2 separate regions of the Homo sapiens genome follow, and region 2 is linked to region 1. A link is a contact called in ENCODE Hi-C or POLR2A ChIA-PET data. All regions are on one chromosome and are shown on one strand. Each heading gives the region's core, a stretch centred on a gene start or an enhancer-like site at or near the end of the contact. The rest is flanking DNA. Distances are from core to core; before and after follow the strand shown.

The links. Hi-C counts contacts between places; a loop is a spot of excess contacts on that map. ChIA-PET counts read pairs that join two places held with the same protein, here RNA polymerase II (POLR2A). Pooled maps may share reads with other maps.
Region 2: a pooled map shows a loop between it and region 1 (5-fold over the local background). The contact joins two enhancer-like sites. A Hi-C loop is called at or near these places in 5 of 50 pooled maps. POLR2A ChIA-PET finds 5 or more read pairs at or near these places in 5 of 52 experiments (AG04450, BJ, Panc1 and 2 more).

Annotation. Positions count from the first base shown.
Region 1 is chr15:89,934,305-89,939,277 of GRCh38, forward strand. It overlaps the pseudogene LOC100421368. Among named protein-coding and RNA genes, the nearest start is that of ARPIN-AP3S2, 24 kb to the left of the region's middle. Within about 2 kb of position 2,652, at least 4 of the 41 ENCODE cell types and tissues checked have a DNase peak (open chromatin) inside an H3K27ac peak, as active enhancers do.
Region 2 is chr15:90,056,685-90,061,657 of GRCh38, forward strand. All of the region lies in intron 1 of ZNF710 (zinc finger protein 710), which reads left to right. Among named protein-coding and RNA genes, the nearest start is that of ZNF710-AS1, 23 kb to the right of the region's middle. RefSeq lists enhancers at 2,219-2,930, 2,756-2,875, 2,996-3,055, 3,066-3,115. Within about 2 kb of position 2,992, at least 23 of the 41 ENCODE cell types and tissues checked have a DNase peak (open chromatin) inside an H3K27ac peak, as active enhancers do.

The sequences.
Region 1 (4,973 bases), core at 1,402-3,901:
TGAAAGGGCTCTCTTTTCCACTTAGGGGACAACTCTACAGGCTAAGTCCTCTGGTCTTGGTTGTTGAAGTGCTAAAGGATATCTGTGCGTAGGATCAAAAGAAAATAATTTGGAAGATCTCTTAAGACAAACACCTATTTTGCAAGGCTAATGTCTTGCTGCATAATCTATTTTGAATGTCAGAACTAGATATTAATTACTTCTCCTCTCCTCATACTTTCTATAATTTTGCATTTCACCACAACTAGCACCATCAGTTGTAAGATGCACTGTTATTTTAGGTACTCCTAAGAAAGAAAAACAAACTGCCAATTAAATTGTGAACAATGCATTCTTATTTAGAATTTTGGTTTACACTCATTCAAAAAGCTCTTTTTAGACTTATTTAGACATATATTTTTATATATCATCTTGTGCATATGTAAAAAGGAAAATCTCAGTGAAATAGTTGGAAGGTATTTCTATAACTTCTTTACAGAAGAGACTGATGTAGACATTGATTCTTCTGAACCCCTTTTCATATCAAAGTCGATAATGACCGTGTCTTTCTATACAGCATTGCTGCCTGTGCATTGAGAGAGTTGTTGATACGGGATCTCTTCATCCAGTGCTCCACCACTGCCTCTGGGATTGCCTTCCCAACTGTTGACACTCATTCTGCAAGTTTTTTTGTTTTTCATTTTTTGAGAAAGAGTCTTGCTCTGTCACCCAGGCTGGAGTGCAGTGTGTACGATCTCGGCTCACTGCAACCTCTGCCTCCCGGGTTCAAGCGATTCTCCTGACTCAGCCTCCTGAGTAGCTGGGATTACAGGTGCCCGCCACCATACCTGGCTAATTTTTTGTATTTTTAGTAGAGACAGGGTTTCACCATGTTGGCCAGACTGGTCTCGAACTCCTGACCTCAAGTGATCCACCCGCCTCAGCCTCCCAAAGTGCTGGGATTACAGGCGTGAGCCACTGCGCCTGGCCTCATTCTGCAGGTTTTTATGCTGCACCTCCTGTCCCTTTTTCTTCTTTTAATCTTATAGAAGGTGTTAATAGAAGGTTTTCAGATCAAGTTTTCATATATGCAGACAATGACAACCATATCGAAACTACTGCCTGGCCAACAGCTATTGTCAGCAAACATTGATTATAGGGACACGTATCAATTTCAAAGAAATAATGAATTCTAGTAAACCTTAATACTTTTACTTCCCACACCTCTTCTGCCTCTAGGCAGGCTGGATGCTTCAAGCCACACACAGAAGGTTCTGTACTTGGAAAGGCTCTTTGATACTTTGTAAGATATTAATCCTATTACACAAATACTGCTGGAAAGGAAATCTTTGAATATAAAACTTCGACTATAATTCTGCTATTTCTTCAGATAGAGTCCTAGAAGAGAGAATTTAGATATTTAAAAATAAGGCTGACTATTCTTTCTTTCTTTCTTTCTTTCTTTCTTTTTGAGACAGGGCCTGGCTCTGTTGCCCAGACCGGGGTGCAGTGGCGTGATCTCAGCTCACTGCAACCTTCGCCTCCCAGGCTCAAGCAATCCTCCCACCTCAGCCTCCCAAGTACCTGGACTACAGGCACACACCACCACGTCTGCCTAATGTTCGTATTTTTTTGTAGAGATGGGTTTTGCCATGTTGGCCAAGCTAGTCTCGAACTCCTGAGCTCAAGCGATTTATCTGCCTCTGCCTCCCAAACTGCTAGGATTACAGACATGAACCACTGCACCCGGCCTATTCTTTTCATGAATACAAATCACACTTTTTGGATCAGATGTGAAGTAGGCACATAGATACACACAGACACACAGACACACACAGACACACACACACACACACACACACACACACACACAGTGGCAACACTGGAAAACAGAGTGCTCTCAGTAGACCATAAATGATCAGGAACCTCTGAAAGGCAGAAGGAGAATGAAGCTAGACTACAGGAGGAAACCACAGCCTAAACCACATGCAAGAAAAGATTGCTCTACAAGTCAAGAGCATCTTAGGGGCTCTAAGCTTGGAGACGGTAGATACGGGGAAGAGGAGGAAGCTCTGGGGCACCATGAAGGTGGTTAATTCAGGCATCACAGTAGGAACAAGGGTCTGGCTCCCTGCTTTCCTCCCCTGCTTGTACCAAACAGAGGACAGCAGAGGCCTCTGCCTGCAGTCAGGAGTAGCAGGGTGACAGGGACAAGCTGAGATAAATTCAGTCTATCCCCCAGGCCCTGCGGGCCCGGTCAGTCACCCCGATGGCCAAGAAGTTAAGGAACTGCTGCTCTTTGCATGTGAGGTGTGCAATAAGAGGTTTAAGTATTGAGGCAAGCTAGCCATCCACAAGAGATCACACACAGGAAAGAGATTCTTTCAATGTAATCTCTGTGGGAAGCGCTTCAGGCAGGGCATAGGCCTGCAATTTCACCAGCAAACCCACACTGGGGAGAGGCCCTACACGTGTGACGTCTGCCAGAAGCAGTTCACCCAGAAGTCCTACTTGAAGTGCCACAAGAGAAGCCACACAGGGGAGAAGCCCTTCAAATGTAAAGACTGCAAGAAAGTTTTCACCTACAAGACGAATCTGAAGGAGGACCAGCGCATCCACTCCGGAGAGAAATCCTACAAATATGTTCCAAGCGTCCAAGAGCCTTCGGTCGGCCCGCGACCTTAAGACGCCACCAGAAAACACTTCCAGAAACCACTTCGCAGTGACTTCGTCATCAGGTCTATGTCTTCTGCACCAAGAAAGTGTGAATGAAGATTTTTCACCGATGTTATCAGATGACGTTTGACACATAATGGGCGCCTGGCACACAAAGGAGTGCCCTAGATAGGAATTCCCAGGATGTTTGTTTAAATCTTTTTCCTCCCCAGTGAATTTTGGTTTTTGTTTCATTATGTCTATTGTTATAGGTTTATTTTGGCTTGTGTTGCTGTTCTTTCAATAAACATCTTATTAGTTTTCAATATTTTGTAACAACAACAACAAAAAAGGAGTAGCAGGGTGAAAACTTGAGCTCAAAAAGTAAGGCAGTGCTCTGGAAGACCACCAACACGAGAAAAACATAAGCTACTTGCTCAACCCACCCAGCAAAGTATCCCATTCCTCTACCATAATAATTGGATTCAGGATGTAGCAAACAGTCACAGTGTCACACACTGGTCACATTAGTTAGTAATGTTTAGCAAATAATAAGAAATCTGACTAATAATGACTCAAGCAAAAAAGACATTTAATTAAATTACATCACGAGATGTCTAGAGATAGGTGGTTTCAGGTTTAGTGTCTCTAACTCAAGGAAGCTATACAGAAAACAGATTTTCTACCTCTCCACTTCATCATCCTTAGTATACAGCTTCCTTATGGTCATGTGATGGCTGCCGCACTTCAGATATAACATTGAGAGGTGAGGCCAGCTGGACTTCCTGGGTCGAGTGGGGACTTGGAGAACTTTCCTGTCTTACAAGAGGATTGTAAAATGCACCAATCAGCGCTCTGTAGCTAGCTAGAGGTTTGTAAAATGCACCAATCAGTGCTCTGTAAAAATGCACCAATTGGCGCTCTGTAGCTAGCCCAAGGTTTGTAAAATGGACCAATCAGCACTTTGTAAAATGGACCAATCATCAGGACATGGGTGGGGACAAATAAGGGAATAAAAGCTCCCCTCCACACCCCCCCCCACACCCCCCCCCCGCCCGGCCAGCCAGCAGTGGCAACCTGCTTAGGTCCCCTTCCACACTGTGGAAGCTTTGTTCTTTTGCTCTTCACAATAAATCTTGGCTGCTGCTCACTCTTCAGGTCTGTGCTGCCTTTAAGAGCTGTAACACTTACCGCAAAGGTCTGCTGCTGCATTCTTCAAGTCAGCCAGACCACAAACCCACTGGAAGGAACCAACTCCGGACACAACATCATGTCGAAGGAAGAAGGGAAAGATGTGGTGTCACTGAGTTTTCACTCATAAAAGTGTCCCTTTTATGATAAAGTAAAAGTTTTCCCAGAAATTCCTGAGTAGGCTTCCACTTACATCTCATTGGCCAGAACTTTGTCACACATCAGCCCTGCTGCAAGAGAGGCTGGAAAAAAAACGGAATTGGAATTACAACAATTGATTTAGAACAATCATGATTTGTTACCTGAGCTGGCTGAACATGCAATTGCCCAAACTGAATTAACTTTCTGCTCTTTAGGAAGCAAGAAGTGAGCAATACCTATGACTAGCCCATTGTCAAGGTCTTCTGTGAAAGCTAACAAGGATGCTCAAATACAAAAGACAGTCGCACATCCAGGAATCAAAAAATATTTGAGGAAAAACACAACCTTAAAACAGAGATACCAAACTCAGGAAACAGAGAAATCAGGGAGACTTTAGATTAATTATATACACTACAATACAGTATATATAGATAGATGGCTAGGCTACGTGGCTCACACCTGTAATCCCAGTCAAGTAGGAGGATTGCTTGAGCTCAGGAGTTCAAGACCACCCTGAGCAATATATTGAGACCTTGTCTCTACTTAAAAAAAAAAAAAATTGCCGGGTGTGATGTCACGTGCCTGTGGACCCAGCTACTCAGGAGGCTGAGGTGGGAAGATTGCTTGAGCACAGGAGACCACGGCTGCAGTGAGCTATGATCACACCACTGTACTCTAGCCCGGGTGACAGAGTAAGACCCTGTCTCCCCCACAAAAAAACCCATGGAGAGTCCTCAAAAATTTAAAAATAAAGCTACCATATGTGATTTATATATCCCAAAGAAATGAAATCAGTATGTTAAATAGATACCAGCACTCCAATGTTTCCTGTAGCACTATTCATAATAGCCAAGATAGGTCATCAACTTAACTGTCAATGGATGAATAGTTAAAGAAAATGGTGGTATAGGCAGGGCGTGGTGGCTCACACCTGTAATCCCAGCACTTTGGGAGGCCAAGGTGGGCGGATCACCTGAGATTGGGAGATCAAGACCATCCTGGTTAAC
Region 2 (4,973 bases), core at 1,742-4,241, 120 kb after region 1:
GGATCAGGCCCATGGCTTCTGGGATCCTGGTGTCTTCAGATCATAGGCGGCACATTACTCCTGTACTTAGCATCAAAGAGAAGCTACCATGTGCTTTTTATGCAGCTCTGCAGGCAGCTCAGCATTTGCCCACAGTAATTTGTGCAGCAGACGCCCTGTTAGTTTAGGCAGGCTCATTTCTATAAGAACCAGAGGCCCACCCAACTCACTTCAGGGCTAAGGGGGGTTGATTGCCAGCGAGGGTTCCCCAGGCTAGGGGCAGGGGCTGGGCACCATCCAGAATCCCGGTGCCTTCTGGGATCAGCATTCCCTTGGGCTCTCCTCAGACACCCACCCCGCCACCCCCACTTGCCCAAGCTCTCTGCCCCTTTGTGTTCTGGCCTCACTCTACCCCATGGCGCTCCTTTGTGTGTTCTTTGCACATCTGCTCCTGTGGCTGATGGACTGAGGCTTAATGCAGAGCCATGTTTCCAAGAGAGGAAACTTTGGCCCAAGTTCTTTCAGGGGATGGGGAGGGCCAGGCCATAGGTCTGGGCCCAGCTTCTGTATGAACTGCCCTAGATGGTGGGGGTATGCTATGCTTGGAGGCCCAGGGCTGGAAGTGGGGCAGCTGCCATTAGGCGAAGGTGAGGAAGAAGGCACCTGGGGTGGGGAGGGGCCTCCCACTTGATTCACCAGGCAAGGCCAGGTCACCGAGAGTATGCGTCAACTCTTGCTAATTAACTTCGAGGCCGGGCACGGTGGCTCACACCTATAATCCCAGCACTTCGGGAGGCCAAGCTGGGTGGATCACTTGAGCCCAGGAGTTTGAGACCAGCCTGGGTAACACGGTGAAACACCATGTCTACTAAAAAATCCAAAAATGAGCCAGGCGTGGTGGCGCGCTCCTGTAGTCCCAGCTACTCGGGTGGCTGAGGCACGAGAATCGCTTGAAGCCAGAAGGTGGAGGTTGCAGTGAGCTGAGATCATGCCACTGCACTCCAGCCTGGGTTACAGAGCAAGACTAAATAATAATAATAATAATAATAATAATAATAATAATTTGGAGAATCAGAATCACTTAAGAAGCCTCTAGAAAATCCCATGTCCAGGCCCTGAACCCAGAGATTCTGGTTTAACTGGTCTAGAGTGAGACCCCGGTATTGGCATTCTGATCAAACGATACCAGTTCTGGAACTCTGTGGACCCAGGGTCTCTGTCTTCACAAGAGTTTGTGTCTGAGAAGTCACATCAAAATAGTTCATGCCTCGACATGGGGGCTTCACCCCTCATATCCTTGGGTTTTAGGGTACTGTGACCTCTTAGAGGAGGGAGATCCTCACACAGGGGCCACCCTGTGGCAGTCAGACCCACCTCAGCCCTCAGCTTATAGAAGCAGAGGCGTGGCTCCCAGGTCAGGTGTAGGTGCACCCGGGCCTGGGGAATGGATCAAGAGAGCGAGGGTTGTCAGAGCAGGCCCTGTGGGAGGGGCTCTCTCACCTGGGAGGGCGTCAGGTGAGAAAGCACTCAGAGCTCCTGGGCCTGAGCTCCTGGGGACTCTGCCATTAGCAGGGGAAGGCAAGGAAGAAGGCACTTGGGGTGGGGAGGGCCCTCTGGCTTGATTCACCGGACAAGGTCAGGTCACTGAGAGTGTGCATCTGCTCTTGCTAACTAATTTGGAGAGGCCCTTCCCTATGCTGCCTGGACACCACCCCAAGGAGGAGGCAGGACTGTCCTGGGAGTGAGGTGCTCAGAGAAGAGCAAAGCCTTGGTAGAACTCTCAGGCAAGAGTTTCACTCTCCATCTCACTTACCGCATTCAGTCTTGGTCCCTTGGCGACTGTCAGTTTCCTTCTCTTCCCTTTTCTGTACGCTGGTGTCTTTCTCTAGAGACACTCCCGTGCTGGGCCCCCTCTGTTCCTCTGCAGTCACTGTCCTGTGGGTGGCCTGGCTGTCAGGGGAGATGATCCACAGTGTGATTATTGTATCAGTCAGGGTTCTAGAGTAAGAAATAGAACCAGTAGGAGACACTATATATTTATATATATATATATATACACACATATACACACACACGTACACAGAGAGGTCTCTTTTAAGGAATTGGCTCCTGTGATTGTGGGGGCTGGCAAGTCCAAAATCTGCAGGGCAGACCCGGGGGCTGGAAACTCAGCAAGATTCATAAGTTACAGTCTCAAGGCAGAATTCTTTCTCTGGGAAGCCTCAATGTTTGCCCTTAAGGCCTTCAACTGATTGATGCCCACCCACATTATGGAGGGTCATCTGCTTTTCTTAAAGTCAACCGATTGTAAATGTGAGTCACATCTACAGGATACCTTCATAGCAACATCTAGCTTAGCCAAGCACACAGCCGGGCACCATAGCTTAGCCAAGATGACGCATATGATTTACCACGACAGTGATGGTCTCAGGCTGAGAGAGGGTCCTCATCCTGTCCTCATGTACTTCAAGGGAAGCAGTGCTTGCACTAAATCCTCAAAGATGATGGGAAATTCACCCAGTTCGAGGGAAGGGCAGTCCTGGCAGGGGAATCAGCCTGTGCAGAGGCCCCAAGGTAGGAAACATCGGTGAGTTGGGGGCAGAGGGGCAGTGGAGCCTGCCTGGGAGCCATCTTGGGCAGCAAATGAAGGCATGGGCAGTGCATCCCGCCTACCAAAAGGCTGTGGGGGCTGCGGGGCCGGAGACCTGCATTCTAGCCCTTGCTCCCCCACCGTCTCACTGTGTGACCTTGGACCATTCCCTTCCCCTCCCTGGGCCTCAGTTTCCTCATCTGTTAACAGGGCCGGGTATGGTGCGCATCACGGGGGTTTGTGGGTTGGTGGCCCTGTGTCAGGGGCCCAGCCACTCTGACTCCCAGAGGTGGGGCTCAGTGAATCTGTCCACAGAGAAAGGGGAAGCAAGGCAGAGACAGGATCGCAGGAGGAAGAGACTCTCGAACTTCCCCTGCCCCTCCCCCGTGCCGGCGGCAGCTCCCTGGGCCTCTGGCTCCTGAGGCCTGTGGGCTGGGCAGAAGTGAGACTGTGGCAAGGGGCCCCGAGGCACAGGCCTTCCAGCTCTCGCTTCCTCTTCCCTTCTGCGCATGTGAGTAGAGTTTCCCTTGAAGCCTCCTGCGAGGAGGACAACAGGGGAAACCAAGAGGCTGGTTTCCTTAGGCGGTGAAATCCCGTGCATGTTTTTCACAGCGGGTGTACAGGCCTGGAACTTCCTCTTCTCCTCCCACCTGGTTACCTGTCCCGCCCACTCCAGCTTCAGCCTCTCCAGCCCCAGGGCCCTGGACTCCAAGGGGCAAAAGGCCCAGAGCCACATCCTGGAGGGCTTGAATGCCAGACCCAGGGTCAGGAGCCCCCTCCCCGCTCTTGCTCTGTTGGGTCCTGAACTGCCTCCACGGAAGCCAGTCCTCAGTCCCTGTCCCCACCCCACCCCACCCCCATACTGCAGCCCCCGCCTCCCAGAGATCCGGGTGCTTCATGTGGACTGAGCTTACGCAAGTCAACTCCCCAAGGGTGAGAACTTTAATTTGCCCCTTCTATCTACCCACAAGCAAGCACCTAATAGGTTTAGTAAATGTGCATTAAATCAGTGGCTCAAGCCTGGCACAGTGGCTTAGGCCTGTCATCCCAGCACTTTGGGAGGCCAAGGTGAGAAGATCGCTTGACCCCAGAAGTTCAAGACCAGCCTGGGCAACTTAGCAAGACTCCACCTCTACAAAAACAATGTAAAATTAGACAGGTGTGGTGGCACATGCCTTTAGTCCCACCTACTTGGGAGGCTGAGGCAGGAGGATTGCCTGAGCCCAGGAGTTTGAGGCTGCAGTGAGCTATGATGGCACCACTGCACTCCAGCCTGGACAATAGAGGAAGGCCCATCTCTTAAAAAAATAAAAAGTCAGGCCGGGCGCAGTAGCTCACGCCTGTAATCCCAGCACTCTGGGAGGACGAGGCAGGTGGATCACCTGAGGTCAGGAGTTCGAGACCAGCCTGGCCAACATGGTGAACACCTTGTCTCTATTAAAAATATAAAAAATTAGCCGAGCATGGTGGTGGGCGCCTGTAATCCCAGCTACTTTGGAGGCTGAGGCAGGAGAATTGCTTGAACCCAGGAGGCAGAGGTTGCAGTGATCCAGTATTGCTCCACCGCACTCCAGACTGAGCAACAGAGCAAGACACTGTCTCAAAAAATAAATAAATAAATAAAAAGTCAGAGGTTCAGCTGCAGGGCTGGAGACTGCAGTCTCTGAGCAACCTGGTGATTCAAGGCCAAGATGAGGAGCCAACAGGCAAGCCTGCCTTCCAGGATAAGTTCGAGGCACTGCTGAGGCTGTGTCAGGGAGTATGGGCTCACTGGACCTTCAGGAAATAGTCATCAAATTACATTGATCACGGGTGGTTGGTGATGTCCCAAGCCTGGCCTGGCAGAAGCCCCAGACCTCTGTCTATTGGTTGTTTTTGTTTGTTTGCTTGCTTGCTTTTTCTTTATTTCTATACTTTTTTTTGTTTTGTTTTTTGAGACAGGGTTTCACGCCTGTCACCCAGGCTAGAGTGCAGTGGCGTGATCTCAGCTCACTGCAACCTTCGCCTCCTGGGCTCAAGCGATTCTCCTGCCTCAGCCTCCCAAATATCTGGGGCTACAGGCATGCCACCACACTTAGCTAATTTTTGCATTTTTTTTTGCAGAGATGAGAGCTCATCACGTTACCCAGGCTGGTCACAAACTCCTGAGCTCAAGTGATCCGCCTGCCTCAGCCTCCCAAAGTGCTGAGATTACTGGTGTGAGCCTCCGCGCCCGCCCTTCAGTTGGTGTTTGAGATCTCCCTGGTGGTGGGAACTAGTCAAAGAGTGTCCAGGTGGCCACAAGGTCCTGTTGGTTCTTCCTTCAAAATGGCTCCTGTCGTGCGAGACCAGGTTTTGGGTGTCTTCACCCACTCTCTGCCCTGAGATCTGTGTCCCAAGGGACACCAGCCACCCTGATCCCACC